Linked DNA regions of Mus musculus: region 2 is linked to region 1. The links are chromatin loops, found by intact Hi-C in ENCODE. Cell type or tissue: heart. All regions are shown on one strand. Links, peaks and the distances in the headings refer to the core of each region. The heading gives the core; the rest is flanking DNA.

The links. Peaks named below come from ENCODE experiments on the same cell type or tissue, not always from the same donor. Only the 100,000 strongest peaks of a DNase experiment are listed, where the experiment ranks them.
Region 2: it touches region 1 in a loop (6-fold over the local background); 9 of 42 quality-filtered maps call a loop at or near these places.

What each region holds. Positions count from the first base shown.
Region 1 is chr15:8,093,759-8,102,094 of GRCm38, reverse strand. Wdr70 (WD repeat domain 70) reads left to right here and starts at 2,886. Exons shown (of 18, transcript NM_001081402.1): 1 at 2,886-2,976; 2 at 3,074-3,139; 3 at 8,336. The coding sequence starts at 2,952. In heart, for the core only: a CTCF peak has its summit at 4,036 (motif pointing right); a DNase peak (open chromatin) is centred at 2,874; H3K4me3 peaks cover 1,630 bases; H3K27ac peaks cover 1,053 bases.
Region 2 is chr15:7,456,949-7,465,284 of GRCm38, reverse strand. All of the region lies in intron 2 of Gm41262 (a long non-coding RNA gene), which reads left to right. Among named protein-coding and RNA genes, the nearest start is that of Gm41262, 7.2 kb to the left of the region's middle. In heart, for the core only: a CTCF peak has its summit at 4,999 (motif pointing left); no DNase peak of the experiment used is centred there; H3K27me3 peaks cover 2,883 bases.

The DNA of each region.
Region 1 (8,336 bases), core at 216-8,215:
AAAGATGTAAGCAATGGGGGGCTTTGGGGGCTTGCTCTCTTGCTCCTAAAGATGTAAACAATAGAGCTCTCGCTCTGGCGCTCTGGCGCTCTGGCTCCTAAAGATGTAAGCAATGGGGGGCTTGGGGTTTGCACTCTGGCTCCTGAAGATGTAAGCAATAAAGTTTTGCCGCAGAAGATTCTGGTTTGTTGTGTTCTTCCTGGCCGGTCGTGAGAACGCGTGTAAGACATAGTGGCCATGAAAAGCTTAGGCCCAGGCAAGGTAGTACACGCCTTTTATCCCAGGAGACTGAGGCAAGCAGATCTTGGCCAGCCTGGGACTAAGCAAGTTACAAATCTAGGCGTGGTGGTACACACTTTTAATCTGGGCCACACTTTCTGCTAGAGACCTACATAAGGACATTGGATGAGGGAAGACTCAGTCTTCTTAGGCTGCTTGCACTGACTTGCTAGCACATCTGTTGGAATATACTTCTTGAGGATTCCAGCTGCACCACGATTCAGAAGACCAGTTGAAACAACTAGCCTCGTGTGACTGAGCAACTCCTAGATTCTTGGATGTTCCATTCACAGCTGCCCATCGCTGGATTAGTTAGCGCACAGACTAAGTCATTACAATAAATTCCCTTAATACAGAGAGACATTCCAAAAGTTCTGTGATTTAACCTCTAAGGACTTTCCACCAGTCAATTGTTTTCTTTGCTATGGCTCCTTGCTCCTTTTTGTCCAGTAGAGACTTAAATGGCTTACTGTCTGGCCCTCCCCAATTGATGAATCATTCAGAAAAACTAATATTCTAATGTGCCCTATTTTAGTACGCCATTGCTTTTGCTTCAACAGTCAATATAATCAATATAGTGAAGAAATCCCCAACTGGTATCTTAGATTATTTGCCAAAGAGTCTTGATCATATGGGCACTCTTAAACAGTCTGCAGATTGCACTGGGAATCATTGATTGAGTGGCTTCCTGTTTTGATTAATGAATAAATTCATTTTCTTCAAGAGAAATAAAAATCTTCCATTACACTTTACAGTTATGTTTATGAAGTTGTTTCACGCATACTCAACAGAAATAGTTTAATGTGGAAGCTGCATTGTTGTCATCATTGATTGATAGCAGAGTGTCTTTTTAAAATGATGTTTATGGTGATAAATACCAATTCTAATGGGGTGATGGAATAGCTATTTTTTTTTCATTTTCTCTAGTGCTTTTCAGTTTAAAGTTTAATATATCATGAATCTCAAAATTTCTTCTCCTTGACAATTGAGGAGCTGAAACTATTACTTATGAGCTTAAAGGTTATGGATACATAATATCATTCATAAAGTTCTACTCCAGTATCTAATGGCTGCTTATTTATGCTCAGAAAAGAAATATTAGCACCAATAATAACATATTTGAGAGTAGGCAAAATAAATTAGCCTTACTGGTTGAAGTTCAGGGTAATTTGTCACTAGTAATCTCTTGAGGCAAACCCAAACTTCCTTGCTACAAATTATATACATCTTGTGCATAGGAAAAGTAACTTGCCTTCACAACCATTTCTTCTTATTAATTCATTTAATAACCACTCAAGAGTGCCTGCCCAGCCATTATATTATGAAGACAGACTAGGGTATCACATGGTAGGTGGGCCTTATTTAGTTGGAGGCCTACAAAGTTCTACAGATGCTTTCAAAAGCAGGAGAGATTTAATTTGATAGTTGGAGATGAGCTGGTTGGATCAATGACTTGGTGAAGAGTTAAAGCATTCAGGACTATGTGTTCTGAGGCCGCTCCCTGCACTAAATGGGAATGTTGAAAATGACAAGATTGGAATAGAAAGGTTTTGGAAGTCAGGCTAACCTTTTATTAAATTTGTATTTTTTTGTGGTGGAGATCCAATACAGACCCTTAGCCTTGTCTATGCTAAGCAACCACAGATCTACAGCTTCTTTGTACTAATAAATTTTTCTTTTACTCTAAGGACAATGGAAGCATTAGATAATCATTATCAATGAACCATAGACAGAGACAGGAGTCTAATATTGGGGCTCAGGAGTAATTTTATCAAAGAATTTTCATTCTTGAGTGGACTACAAGGCTCAGTAGGAAATTGTCTTTTCTGCTAAGCTTGTGACTTGAGGTCCACCCCCAGAACCACATAGTAGAAGAATAGGTCTGCAGGTTGCACAGTAAGGCATGTTTATACCACGTCCACAATCATTGAGTGCATGTGAAAATGAAGTATTTTCACTTGGCTTGGTAGCACACATCTTTAAAAGCTTGGGAGGCAGAGGAATCTAGATGGGTCTCTGAGTTCTGGGCCAGGCATGGATTACAAAATGAGAGACTCTGACAAAAGAAAAATTCAACCAAGTATTTGTTTTAGACTTTAAAAGTATATTAAATGATGTGTCATTAAGAATAGGAACAGAGTTGTAAAGAAACTAAAATAAATTGGAAACACAGTAGTTATGTAACATGTAACATTTGGAACCCTTAGTAAACAAGGCTAGCCTAGAGAGTGGAGACTGAGGGCAAGCGCTTTAAACATTCCTAACAACTCTTCAGTTTTCTGGCATCTTTATAACTAGATAGTGGTTTCTTCAAGCATACTGAGAAGATGGGCAGCAGTGGAAGTTTCATCATGTACGTCAAGTACATTACGAATATAGATAAAAGTAGCATGCAAATAACAAGATTCTGTTGATTTCCTTAGAAACGTGCCAGGACTTTGCTTGAGAACGCATCTGAAACCACCGAAAGGTTTTAGGGAACTCCCAAACTAGACCTCCTCGTGGCTTGTCAGCGCATTCCCTCCGCACCGCTAGGGGGCGAGAGTCCGAAAGCCTGCCTACCCACGCAGCCGGGCCGCTCTTGGCGACGCGGTCTCGGTGACGACACTTCCGTCGGGCTTGCCGGGAGTCGCGCGCTGCTGCATCCACGGAGGCGGTGGGCTCGGGCAGTCATGGAGCACTCGGGAACCAGCGAAGGTGGGTGTGGGTTAGGCGGGCCAGCCGGGGTGGAGGGCCGTGCTGGGCACTGGAGCGCCGGGCTGACGGCCGGTCTGTCCTTTGTTTCTTGCTCCAGTGACAGGCGCAGACACGGCGGGACCCGACCCTCAGCTGGCGGTCACCATGGGCTTCACAGGATTCGGTGAGTGACTGCCCGGGGCAGAGCCCAGCCCGACTTCGCCCGGGGCTTGCGAGTAAAGGGTAGGAGAGCTGCCACTTTTGACCGGCGCCTTCCGCCGTGCCAAATCCGAATCGGTCCCATTTAAACTGTTGAGACCAGTTCAGGTGACAGTTGGAAACCTTGACGGAAAGGGATTACTATGGTGACCCAGTCTGAGAAAGACATTTAGTGGCGACCATTAAATAACATTTTGGTGGATATAGCGTTTCTTCCTCTTCAGTCTTAATGTATACCCTGGTCTTGTCACATTATTAGGTGATTTAAAAGAAAAAACAGTCTCAAAAGACATAATCATCTGTTAATAGTATCAGTGCTAGAAAAATCAAATGGAAATTGACCTGTAATTTGTTTTGGGAACAAATGTCTCTCTGATGTACCTAGTTCTCATTCATTCATTGTTTCATTTATTCATCTACTTAGCTTCTTCTAGGTAATTAGTCGATAAAAGGGTAGTTACAGTATTTACTTTTTTTCTTTCTTTTCTCCCTTCTTTTCTTCTTTTTCCTTCCCTCTTCCACCTCCTCTTTTCCTCTTCTTCCTATTCATTCTCCTCTTTTGTTTGTTTGTTTGTTTTTTGTTTTTTTCTAGACAGGTTTTGTGTGTGTGTGTGTGTGTGTGTGTGTGTTTGTGTAACAGTCCTGGCTGTCCTGGATATCACCCTGTAGACCAGGCTGGCATCGAACCCGTAAAGATCTGCTTGCTTCGGTCTCCCGGTTGCCTGGATTAAAGGCTTGAGCTACCACCACCCGGTGGATTTATTTTTTTAAAAGATAAATGTATATATAGTTATATTTCTGAGCGGTTGTTTTGCCTCTATGTCTGTGCACCATTTGCCTGCAGTACCTATGGGGGCCAGAAGAGGTCACTGGGTCCCATGGAACTAGAGTTACAGATGGTTGTGAGCCACCTTGTGGGCCCTGGGAACTAAACATGTCCTTTGCAAGAGCAACAAGTGTTCTTAACTTGTGAATCATCTCTCCAACTCCTGTTTTTGACTTCAGAAAATTAGGAGAATCACGAAGAAAAGGAAGTCAAATCTGTTTTTTTTTTTTTTTAGATCTCCTGGTGCATATTAAAATTTAATATCATATTTATGAGTAAACATTGCTTTTTAAGACAGTATTTTGCGATTTTCATGTATTATATTCTTCCAAAACATGATTTTTTTTTTGAGACAGGGTTTCTCTGTATAGCCCTGGCCGTCTTGGAACTCACTTTGTAGACTAGGCTGGCCTCGAACTCAGAAATCCTCCTGTCTCTGCCTCCCAAGTGCTGGGATTAAAGGCATGCGCCACCATGCCCGGCCTCCAAAACATGATTTAATTTTTGGTAGTAGGAGGACTCAACAGGGCTTCCTGCATGCTAACTACCTGTCCCATTACTAAGCTGCACTGTTAGAACTTGATTTATTTTAGTGTCCAGAGATCTTGTATCACTTAAATTTTATTTTTTGTTTGTTGAGAGAGTTATTAAAAACTTTAATAACTTGATACAAGAATCTAATTGAGTGGCTGAGGCAGGTTTCAAGTTTGAAGCTAGCCTGGACTATGTAGTTAGACTGTCTTTACTTATTTTTTGTTATTTATTTTTATTTCTTAGTTAAAACAGGACCTGACACAGCTCAGGCTTGCCTTAGACTTTGTATGTAAGCTGAGGATGACCGTGTGCTTCTGACCCTTTTTCCTCTTAGCTCCTTGGTTCTGGGATTTTACCGTGTAGTATGCACCTGGTTAGATACTGTCTTTTTGTTGCTATTTAGAAAAAAACTAAAAAATTGGAAAACAAACAAAAACCCATGGATACCTTATTCAAGAGTAGGAGGGATGGATAGTCTGTGATTATGTTAGTAGGTGGAATTTTTTTCTTTTTTTTAGCTCTCATGTATATTTATCATAGCTCATTAATAGACCAATTAAAAGATAACCTTATTTGTTTGTTTGTTTTGTTTTGCTTGAGACAGGGTTTCTCTGTGTAGCCCTGGCTGTCCTGGAAGTGCTCTGTAGACCAGGCTGGCCTGGAACTCAAGTGCTCTGGGATCAAAGTGTGCCACCACACCACCACCTGGCTTTCATACTGTGTGTTTAAGATATTTTGTAATATTTTGTTTCTTCTTTGATAGTTTCATTCATATCTACAGTGTATCTTGATCATCTGGCCACTCCTCTTGGAACTCTTCCCTCTTGCTCTCTTCAGACTCCTCTTATACTCTGCATTCAGGTAGTGCTGCCTGCATTTATGTGGGCTCTCTACCTCTGACCATATCCCTGGAGAGAAATGTTTCCCCTCCTCCAGCTTCCCTAGTTGTGAATAGGTCCTCAATTGGGGGGTGGAGCCTTATGAGCCCCTTCCCTGTCCATGTTGCAGTTATCAACTGCCTCTTTCTCTGTGGGTCTTGTGAAGGTAGTTGTAGCTCATGTGAGTCCAGAGAGCATGTCCATGTCACAGCTAGAGGACAGATGTCCTGTCCCTTCTCCCCTGGCCCTGATTTTCTTCCTACACCCTCTTCTATGTATTCTGTAAACACCACAGGGGTTGGTCCAGATGCCTCTTAGGACAGAGCATCCAGCAGCCCCTTATCAAAGTGCTTTGACAGTCATGAATCTCTGTATTAGCATTTCTCTGACTGAAGTTGAAAGCAGTGCTAATCTATGGGTATAAACATAAATATTTAGAAGCAGGTTGCCACTATTGACACTATGAGCTCCTCAGTCAGAGACTTTTGACTAGGCTCATAGTACTAAGTATTTCCTTCTATGGGTCGGCTTTAAGTCCAGTCAGAAGAGTTGGTTACTCTCATAGCCTTCCTGCTTCTGTTTCCCCAGTGGGCATGTCTTGTCTGGCAGGTCAGCTCTGTAGCATGCAGAGTCCACTGCTGGGTAGTCTGCTCATGACTTTAATCCCCGACTGGCCTACCTGTCATTTATGGCACTATGAGAAGTGAGCCAGCCGGGAGGCGTTCCAGGTCAGTTCCAGCTTGCTGTCTGTCTGTGCCACGGCCACAGTCAGTCTTCTCTTCAGCAGTAGGTTTTACCATCTGGTTATGTGGTCGGCAACTAAGAGCAATGACAATAGCTTGTGTTGTTTTGGGAGTCTCTGGGGCCTCCTGGCACTGAGGTTTCTCTGTAATGGTGTCCTCCTGGAGAAGCACTGTCCACCTATGCAGAATACTTCTGTTTAAACTCTTTTAAAAGTTATATTTAAAAAATTAGTTTACTGTGGCTGGAGAGATGGCTCAGTGATTAGAATCACTGGCTCTTTTTACAGGATTTGAGTTTAATTCCCACCGGGAGGTTTACAACCAACTGTAACTCCAGTTCCAAAATCCAACATTTCCTGGTATCTGTGGACACCAGGCACACACATGGTGCATTAGACACATGTAAGCAAAACACACTCAAAACTGAATGAATCTCAACAAAAGGTTTTCTCGAGGCTTTTTTCAGACGTCCTTAGTTTAAATTAACCTACTTGAAACTACCTCTTCTCCCCAGTTCCCTTCCTCCCATTCCCACGTAAGCTTTTAACTCAGTGTGCCCACAACTTTGTTCTGTCTCTTCCTTCCCTTAAGGCCCCTTTCCCTCCTAAGCAGGGGAAGTTTCAAGATTTTGAACATAGTTGGGGGATCAGGGCCAGCTCTACAGCTCCACCTGTCGTATTTGGTGTTTGGTTCTTTGAGAACTTTATGCTCTATTTAGGATAGTGAAGTAGACATAGTCACCAGTGTGTGTATTTAAGTGCTTCTGTAAGAAGTCACTATAGAGTTAGCATTTTAAGACAACATCAAGGCTATGGGCTCAGTCCGCTGTAAGCCTAGTAAGCATAAGTAAGGCTCTGGGTTCCACTCACAGCTCCAAAAAATACAACAGCCCCTACATTTATTTTCTGGGAGTTCTGTACGTTATCAGCTCATGTAAGTTGTGTTGATTTTCCTATTCTAGATAGTCAGGGCTGAACCCAGGTGTAAACATATATGCTCTAATCTGGTAGCTCTGTCATGTTTAGAGTGAGAGCGCTGGTTCTATGAACAACACAGTTCTTGGCAGTAGACTGTAGCATCTCTTTGGTTTCTGGCTATTTCTTCACTTCTTCAAATGCCTTTAATTCTTTTGTAGTCTCGTGACCTTTAAGTCAGCTACAGCACTTTTAGTCCTAGCCGGGCTCTCTGCTAACTGTGCTGCATCTCTGAGCCAGGCAGTCTGTTTAAAGTCCTTATTCTGCTTCTATCTGAGGAGTTGCTTTGTCATGTGTTAGGGTATTTTCTCAGATTCTAAGAGTCTTTCCCCAACAGAGCAATGCTGTTTCAAGATGTAGACATCTAGGTAAGTTAGAGGAGGAGGAGACATCTGGCTGGCTAACATTAAGTAGGTTCACAGTCCAATTTTTTTTTTTTTTTTTTTAGGTTTTTCGAGACAGGGTTTCTCGGTGTAGCCCTGGCTGTCCTGGAACTCACTTTGTAGACCAGGCCACCATGCCTGGCTAATCTTACTTCTAAGAATCTGAAATTTGTATGTTTTGAACATTATATTAGTGCTCAGAAGTTTTGGATTTTGGCTCTGTTTTGGTGGATACCTGTAATAATCTCAGATCTTGGGAGACTGAGGCAGCAGGATTATGAGTTCAAGGCTAATTTGTGGTCGGAAGCAAGAGTAAAAAAACTCTAGAAAAACCACCAACAAAAAAATGTTTTATGCCGGGCGGTGGTGGCGCACGCCTTTAATCCCAGCACTCGGGAGGCAGAGGCAGGCAGATTTCTGAGTTCGAGGCCAGCCTGGTCTACAGAGAGAGTTCCAGGACAGCCAGGGCTACACTGAGAAACCCTGTCTCAAAAAACCAAAAACAAACAAACAAACAAAAAAATCCACAAAACAAAAAACAAAAAAGTTTTATATTTTCTGTTTTGAATTAGGGAGGCTAAGCTGTGTATAAATATTCCAAAATAAAACAACAGCACCACCTCTTGATACTTGAAACACTTCTGGTCCAAGCATTGTAGGTAATAGTGAATTTGTATATTTACTGTTTATCACTGTCTTGGAAACATGCGGTCAGGTAGACACATGGCCTGGTTATTGCTCCATCGGTGAAGCTGGAGCACAGAAAGCGCCTGGCCAGCTCAGGGCCAGCTCAGTGCTCACAGTGTTCTTTGCTCTGCTCTAGG
Region 2 (8,336 bases), core at 308-8,307, 640 kb after region 1:
CGTCCTTGTTGTCCGAGGATGTCCCTCCTCTGTTTACCTACGTTAGCAGCCATCAAACTTCCCTAGGCTTTTGAACTGGGCCTGAAAATTGTGCTGTGAGGGATTAAATATTAACAGTGCGCTCCGGCCCCTGCTGCCCACCCCCCACCCCCAACCCCAATCCCTCCAACCCTCCTCCCCAAACCCCACCTACCAACTCCAGGTTCCTCGGAGGCAATCACATTTCTGACTTGTTTACTGGATGAAATAACAGCTGTATGATGGGGCTGGGGTGGGAGTGGAGACCACAAGGCCTGGAAAGGTTAAAAGACTTGTCTAAGGTTACACTACGTGAATGAGAGCAAACTTCGAGCTCAAGTTATTTAAAACTTTTCCACTTTTGCACGCCTTTAATCCCAATCCCAGCACTCGGGAGGCAGAGGCAGGCAAAAAAAAAAAAAAAAAAAAAAAACAAACAAAAAAAAACCAAAACCAAAAAAAACCCCAAAAAACAACTTTTCCAACCTCTCCCCTCTTCGCAGGACAGCTATTTGTCTCATTGAGAACAGTAACTAATAAGTGATTAAAGTGCAGGAAAATGTAAGAATAGAGGCCTTGCTTCTTCCCAGTCCACCTGCATCCTCCCTATTTGTGTGTGTAGGGGTTAGTGAGGGGAGAATAAAGCCTACTCTCTCAGCATTCCCCCCCCCCCCCCGTAGTCCACGCTGGGGACTGACCCCAGAGCCTTTCATACACCAGGCAAGTGCTTCGCCTCTGAGGAATGTCCCCGGCTACTTTGTGTTTTGAGACAGGGTTTCACTAAGTTACCAGGCCAGTTGAGAACTCTGTAGCGTGAACCTATAATCCTCCTGCCTCAGCATGCTGAGTAGCTGAAGTTACAGGCACTAGGTCCAGGATATTTGCCTAAATTTAGGTGAATGGTGCGAAGAAGCCTAGGAAAGCTTACCCACCACACTAAAATGAGAAACGCCCCTAATGGTAGCAGGAGGGGTCCTGAGCCATTCTTCAGGGTAGCTGGGGAGTCATAATTCATGACTTCCTGGGTATTTGGCGTGTCTCTGGGGGATGATTATAGCTGTCACCTCAAAAACTGCTTGTACAATATGGAGCACAGGTGCACAGCCACAGGTCCCACGAGGCATCCTGTGTCCTTCCGGTCCTCACAAGCCACCAGCTCTTTACTGTCTTCTCTGCTGACTTGCAATCTTCTGAGATGAACTTTTCAAGCTGGTTTCCAGGGGGAACAGCACTTTGTAGGACCCAGAGAGGCAGACAGCTGGCCCTGAGTCCTGGTCTGAATGCTCGCTCCTCCTGCTCCCTGTGTGTGGGTGACATAGACTCCCCAGTCCCAGGCACTGAAAATCTGCTATGTGAATGTTGGCTCCGTGGGCCGACAGTGAGGGAAGCTGATGGCCAGGGACCGGTGTCTTGCATTCCCCTGGATGTGATGACTCCCCTCTGGCCTCTGGCCTGACCTCTAGGTCCTGGGTGCTGGCCCAGTTTTATGGCCCTGGGCTTCTTTTTATCTCTTCGGGAAGTCAACGTTTTGGTTGGGAAGTTTTTCAATTTCCTCCTGGCCTAGACTAAACTGCTCAGATTTCCAAGGACGCAAAAGTCCCTTCTCCTCCCATCTCCTCTGGGCACTGAAACCGCAGGAGGAGCCCCACTCAGCCTGCAGACTGCAGACAGGCCTCGGGACCTGCTCCACAAAATCAGCAGAAGAGGCAGGACCTCCAGATACAAGTGGGCTGCTCGTCCTGGGGTCATACCACTGATTCTTCATACGAAAGGGCCTCTCTGTAGTGTAGTGTGTGTGGGGACAGGTGCAGAGATTCTTGACCATGGATGGCCACTGACCGTCTCCCCTGGGTGGGCCCTACACAGCAATCAATAGTTGTCCTGGGCCCCAGCCTCTCAGGATAAGGCTCAGGAACTATTGCTTTCACCTTGTAGCCCAAGTAATTCTGTGTACCCTGGAGTTTCTTTCCACAGGCATAGGCGCTAAGCAATTGGCTGAGTAGGAGGAAGAGAATCTTTGTCCTCTGGTCTGCAAGTGCTGCTAGAACTCTACAGCCTCATCCTTAAGGAAAGAATCTCAACCTAGGCCACCAATGTCACACACACTGCAGGGCCCATACCACTAATATTGTCCCCTACTGCCCTGTTTCTTAACCAAGTTTCTTATCCAATGGCAAGTGCATCTTGACTTCTCTTCCTTCCTTCCTTCCTTCCTTCCTTCCTTCCTTCCTTCCTTCCTTCCTTCCTTCCTTCCTTTTCCTCCACATTCCCTCTCAACTCTCATACTCACCCTCCTAAGCCGTTTTCCCTCTTAGCCTGGTCCCGTCATGATGTCATTTGCAAGTCAGGAAGAGCAGTAAAGTCAAGCCATCTCTTTTATACCTTCCGTGTTGATGACCCCTTTATCCTGAAAGGCTTCGCCCACTTTCTATCCCAGCATAGCTTCACCCACCACTGAAGTACAGCCAGCGGCTCGGGAGGACGAGCGGCAGCTGTTGCTCTGTTTCGGGCAGGAAGTGAAGAAGAACCTGATATTCAATTAATACAGCAGGGGGAGTCCAAAGGGACAGCGGGGTCTAATGGAGGCCGACGGCTTGGGAGGGCAGCCGCCTCGGTTCCATTCCCGTCGCCGCCCCGACACCAGCCAGTGGGGGTGACCTTGGGTCTGTCACTAAAAGTGTCTGGGCCTTCGTTTCATCTGAAAAATGGCAGTGATGATACCTGTGTCCTCGCTGGAATAGTGACGAGGATTAGGGAGATTAGAAAAACACACGGGGCTCTTTGATCCCTTCAAAGTGGGCAGTGGAGGATGGGTAGAAGCAGAAAGCCATCCTTGGCTGGTGAAACTGGCTGCCAGTTGCAGGGTATGATGGGAAGTGTAACAAAGTTGTCAGCCCTGAGATTCCTATCCTGCAGCCTGTGAGTCTCTCTGAAGCCCCCCTGTCCCATACAGCCTGCGGAGAGCCAGGTCCAAGTACCAGGCATGACATACACAATCAGTAGCAGACTCCAGCCTTGCCACGGCCTATGCTGAACTCCTAAGCGGAGAACACATCGCCTAGTTACTGAGCCTTGAGGCCAGGAAAATTTGACAGGAAGGGAGTATAGGTGCAAAGATGGAGAGAACTCAAGGTCAAGATGATTATGGTTGGAGCAGGACAGATAGGGCATGACGGAGAAGCGAACTGGAGCAGCGAGGCCTCCATTACAGATCACGGGATGAAGCATGACATGTCGGTGCTTGTTTCTGAACTGGAGTGAGAGAGCCTCCCAGGCAATGGTGGGCCCTGAGACCCCCAAGAGCAGCATCCTTTCACTGACCTTGGTGTCTGTGAAAGCAGTCATCTTTACCCACACATCCATCATCTTGGGGACAAACGTGGTACTACTCATGGCCCACGGCTAGTCAAGTCGGGCTATCGTTTTTAGTGTTGGATTTCGTGCCAGGCTAGGGAGGGGAGGTGGAAAGAACAACACAGTCCTGGGGCTTGAGGTCGAGTCTCAGCCTCTTCACTTTGATTTGGGGACCTTGAACAGTTAAAGCTCTGGGAAGGCCTGTTTCACCATCTGGAACCTGAGATGGTGCGTCCCTGTCCTTGTACCTGCCAGAGTATCAAGTGAGGGGTTGAGAGAAGTGGCAAGGGGCACTGAGTGTGGGAAAGGGCCGCACAGGGGTGAGGCAGTACAGGCCGAGTTATGCTGCAGTAACAACACAGCCCTGATACTCACTCTTAATTCAGTGTTTCTTCCCTATTCTCCCTGTCTAGTACAGGCCAGACTGGGTGGGGAGGGTGGGCATCGCTGAGCTATTTGTAACCACAGAGGAGCACAGAAATGTGGGCAGCCATCAGCTAACGGGTCAGAGGAGGAAAAACAACGTGCAGTGTGCGTTCAGTTGTATCTCACCAGCCAGCCAGAGTTATTTGGAGGTCAGGTAGGCAAGGATGTGCCATGCTACAATGGAAGGTTAGATAAGATGTGGTTCCTGACCATACACAACTTACTGGCGCTTACTTCAGACTCCTAGCCAGGGGTCTCTGCAGCATCGCTCAAAGAAAGATTTCTCTCCTGCTGTGGACCCCACCCACTCCACCTGCTGGGTACCACTCTCTACTACTGCATTCTCGGTTTTGCTCAGAAGCCAGAACATTAACTGCTGCCTCAGCCACTGCCATGCTGGCTATGTGGTAACCAAGATTTCCTGTTCTTTCTCTGTCTTTCACCCAGAGGAGAGGCGCCCAGGATGCCCTCCCCAACTGCAGCTAATTGCATCCTGCTTGAACACAGTTAAGAAGACTAGCCTTCTGCTCACTTGGAGGTCTTCTTGTGCAAGACCCCTGCTGACCCCTCAGTGGTCCAAGCTCAGGTCTCTGACTACTTCAGGGAAGAAATGAACTAACTCAAGACAGCTTCTGCTTCTTCCTCCCTCCCTCCTCAGAGACACTTCCCTGTCCTCCTTCCTCCTGACCACAGCCACCCCCATCTAAGTAGTTTCTGGCCACCTGGCCTGAGACCCATCCAAGCCTTGACTTCTTCCTTCTTGAGTCATGACACTTCCTTCTTGGATACTTTATCTGGGACTCTGAAACATAAACAAAGACTGATGTAATACTGTAGCCACAAGAACACATACCATACATCACTGTATACTGGGCTCTGTTCTGGATGTACAATGAATACTAATTTGTTACACGTTCGCAGTAAGCCCACATATAAAGTGGATGTTATAACTGTCTCCATTTGAGGTTAACTATAAGTGCAGCCAGTCCACAGCTAGAACATAGAAGAATTGAGCTTCCATCTAAGTCACGTGACAGCAGAGCGCAACCTGAGTTATTCCCACTGTGTGGTGACTTATCCAATGTTTGGGAGAAACTGTTAGAGATGCAAGCAAGAGTTTGTTCTCTGAAGCTTATTTCATGGATGGCAGGAAGAGCCTTCCCAGTGTATTAGGAGGCCGTGGCTGCCCTCTGCTGGTTATTCATGAGCATTGCCACTCGGGCACATTGAGCTGAAAGACAATTCAGAGAAACTGACCAGATATCTTACATGCAATTGGCATATTAACTATTTCCTGCCCCACCCCCACCTCCACCCCCAGTTTGGTGCAGTTTACATTTGGTTGCTTCCACCTCACCGCCTGCGGGTGAGATGGGGGGAACAAAAAGCAGACAGCCAGCTCTTCACCTCCAAGAGCAAGCAAAAGCAAACCACAGTTATGCAACTATCAAATAGCAAGTCTATGTGTTTACTGTCACGGGAATTACTGCACAGTGCTCCATGCCCAAGAAATGTCATCCCAAACAGATGCAAAAGCACATTTTGGTCACTTATAGCTAAATTAGTCTAAAATGCTTTCTAAATTAATCTGGGTATGTTCTTCTCCTGATGGACATTGTGTGCAAGGGGGATACTTACAATTCAGCTGTTTTGAATTAGCTATAAATACTATGCCATTTTTCTTCTTTTTCTTTGATGTAGAAAGATGGAGGTAGCTGTCTCTGATTTTAGTTATCACAGAGCTTGTCCTAAGAAATGGGCCTGGAGGAGCCTGGAGTGCTTAGAGTCGTTAGCACTGGAGACAAGTTGGATATTGCTCAGTACCTCTTCCTGTGGAGAAGGACAGGAAGAAAAAAGGACCATACTCCAGATCAAACTCTAGAGGTTGTTCCCACGGGCTTCTCCGGCCAAAGCCTCGGGTGACCCGAGGAGATTTGGGTCCTTGAGTTTGGTGGGCTTTCAACTCCCTGGCAGAGCCACTTGTAGACCCTAGCTTGTCTAGAGCCCTCTTCTGAAGGAGAGGAAGTTGTGTGCCTACAGGACATAAATCACACTGCCGGCACATCATTTACTAACAGAGCATGTGTGTAATGTTTCACACCCTGCCAGCACGTTCTACTTATACAAATGTGGAAAGTATAAGAACTGTTGATGTGAGGACTTAGAAATGCAGACCCACTTCCAGGACTGCCTGACGATCTACCGCTGAGTGTCCAGCTGTCTGACACATCTACGTGTTTCTTGTCACGGAAATCGCTCTGTGACGCTAGAGACACAAGAAATATCATCTCAAACAGATGCAGAAGCACATTTGGGGTCATTTATAACTGAGGGTGAACTGCTTTCTCAATTAATCCAGGCATTCTCACATCCAGCACTAGAGTAACTTTCTCTTCCATGTTTCCTGGTTCTAATGTGTGACTGAAAGCTGTGGTCTTAGCCCCTGGTGAGGACCAAACCAGGAAACACAAGCAAAAGATAAAAGAGCAGAGAGTTCATTGCTTGCACAGGGAAGGCCCCAGGGCTGATTCACGAAGTTAGTGTCTCTGTAAAGGAAAGAGTTGTTTCTTTAAGTTGGTGGAATATGTATTAAATGATATTGACAGTCCACATTGTGTAGCTGTATAATTCATATAGAAAGACCCATCATCACATAGAGGCGGCACACTACTGAGCATGCTCAGTTCATGTTCCTGTAGCACGGGTTTAAAACTTGGCGAGAGAAACTCCTCTTGGCAGATGATTTAGTGTTCCCGTGAATGAAGAGTAGTCTGGGTCATCTAAAAGCTAACAGACAGACACTGAAAACATGTCTGGTTCCTTGTGAGTTTCTCTGGAAGGGCTTTATCTGAAATAAAAGTAACAAAAGAGGCAACACTGACAAAGTATCAACAGCTATTTAAAAGGGGGAGAAGCCCTAAAATCCGTGACAGACTCTAAACAAACTTGCCTATCTGCTACCCAATTTGATGCCTCAATATGGTGCTCTCCCTAATCCACCTCTGCCCTGCTCTGGGATTCAAATTGTATTCTGTATGACCCGATGTGGCTAATTCTAGCTGGTTATCTCTCAGTACCCCAGACAGCATGTGACCATTTGTGTATTTTCAGCTCAAAACCTCTGAGGTACCTCAGATCTAGTCAGTCACCAGCAGGTCTCGGTTCCATCCTCTTCCTTCCTCTACTGTCTTCACCCTGACATCACAGTGCCGTGGACCAGTACCAATGAGGCACAAGTTCAAATCCCAGTACCAGGGAGACACAAGTTCAAATCCCAGCTCCATTATGCATTACATGAGTGAATGTGGGTATTTTACTTATATCTTCAAATCTTATCTGTGTCGTGGAAACAATTAATATGTATTTCTTTTTTTTAATATTTTTATTACCTATTTTCCTCAATTACATTTCCAATGCTATCTCAAAAGTCCCCCATACCCTCCCCGCCACTTCCCTACCCACCCATTCTCATTTTTTTGGCCCTGGCGTTCCCCTGTACTGGGGCATATACAGTTTGCGTGTCCAATGGGCCTCTCTTTCCAGTGATGGCTGACCAGGCCATCTTTTGATACATATGCAGCTAGAGTCAAGAGCTCCGGGGTACTGGTTAGTTCATAATGTTGTTCCACCTATAGGGTTGCAGATCCCTTCAGCTCCTTGGCTACTTTCTCTAGCTCCTCCATTGGGGGCGCTGTGATCCATCCAATAGCTGACTGTGAGCATCCACTTCTGTGTTTGCTAGGCCCCGGCATAGTCTCACAAGAGACAGCTACATCTGGGTCCTTTCGATAAAATCTTGCTAGTGTATGCAATGGTGTCAGCGTTTGGATGCTGATTATGGGGTGGATCCCTGGATATGGCAGTCTCTAGATGGTCCATCTTTTCGTCTCAGCTCCAAACTTTGTCTCTGTAACTCCTTCCATGGGTGTTTTGTTCCCAATTCTAAGGAGGGGCATAGTGTCCACACTTCAGTCTTCATTCTTCTTGAGTTTCATGTGTTTAGCAAATTGTATCTTATATCTTGGGTATCCTAGGTTTTGGGCTAATATCCACTTATCAGTGAGTACATATTGTGTGAGTTCCTTTGTGATTGGGTTACCTCACTCAGGATGATGCCCTCCAGGTCCATCCATTTGCCTAGGAATTTCATAAATTCATTCTTTTTAATAGCTGAGTAGTACTCCATTGTGTAAATGTACCACATTTTCTGTATCCATTTCTCTGTTGAGGGGCATCTGGGTTCTTTCCAGCTTCTGGCTATTATAAACAAGGCTGCTATGAACATAGTGGAGCATGTGTTCTTCTTACCGGTTGGGACATCTTCTGGATATAGGCCCAGGAGAGATATTGCAGGATCCTCCTGTAGTATTATGTCCAATTTTCTGAGGAACCGCCAGACTGATTTCCAGAGTGGTTGTACAAGCCTGCAATCCCACCAACAATGGAGAAGTGTTCCTCTTTCTCCATATCCTCGCCAGCATCTGCTGTCACCTGAATTTTTGATCTTAGCCATTCTGACTGGTGTGAGGTGGAATCTC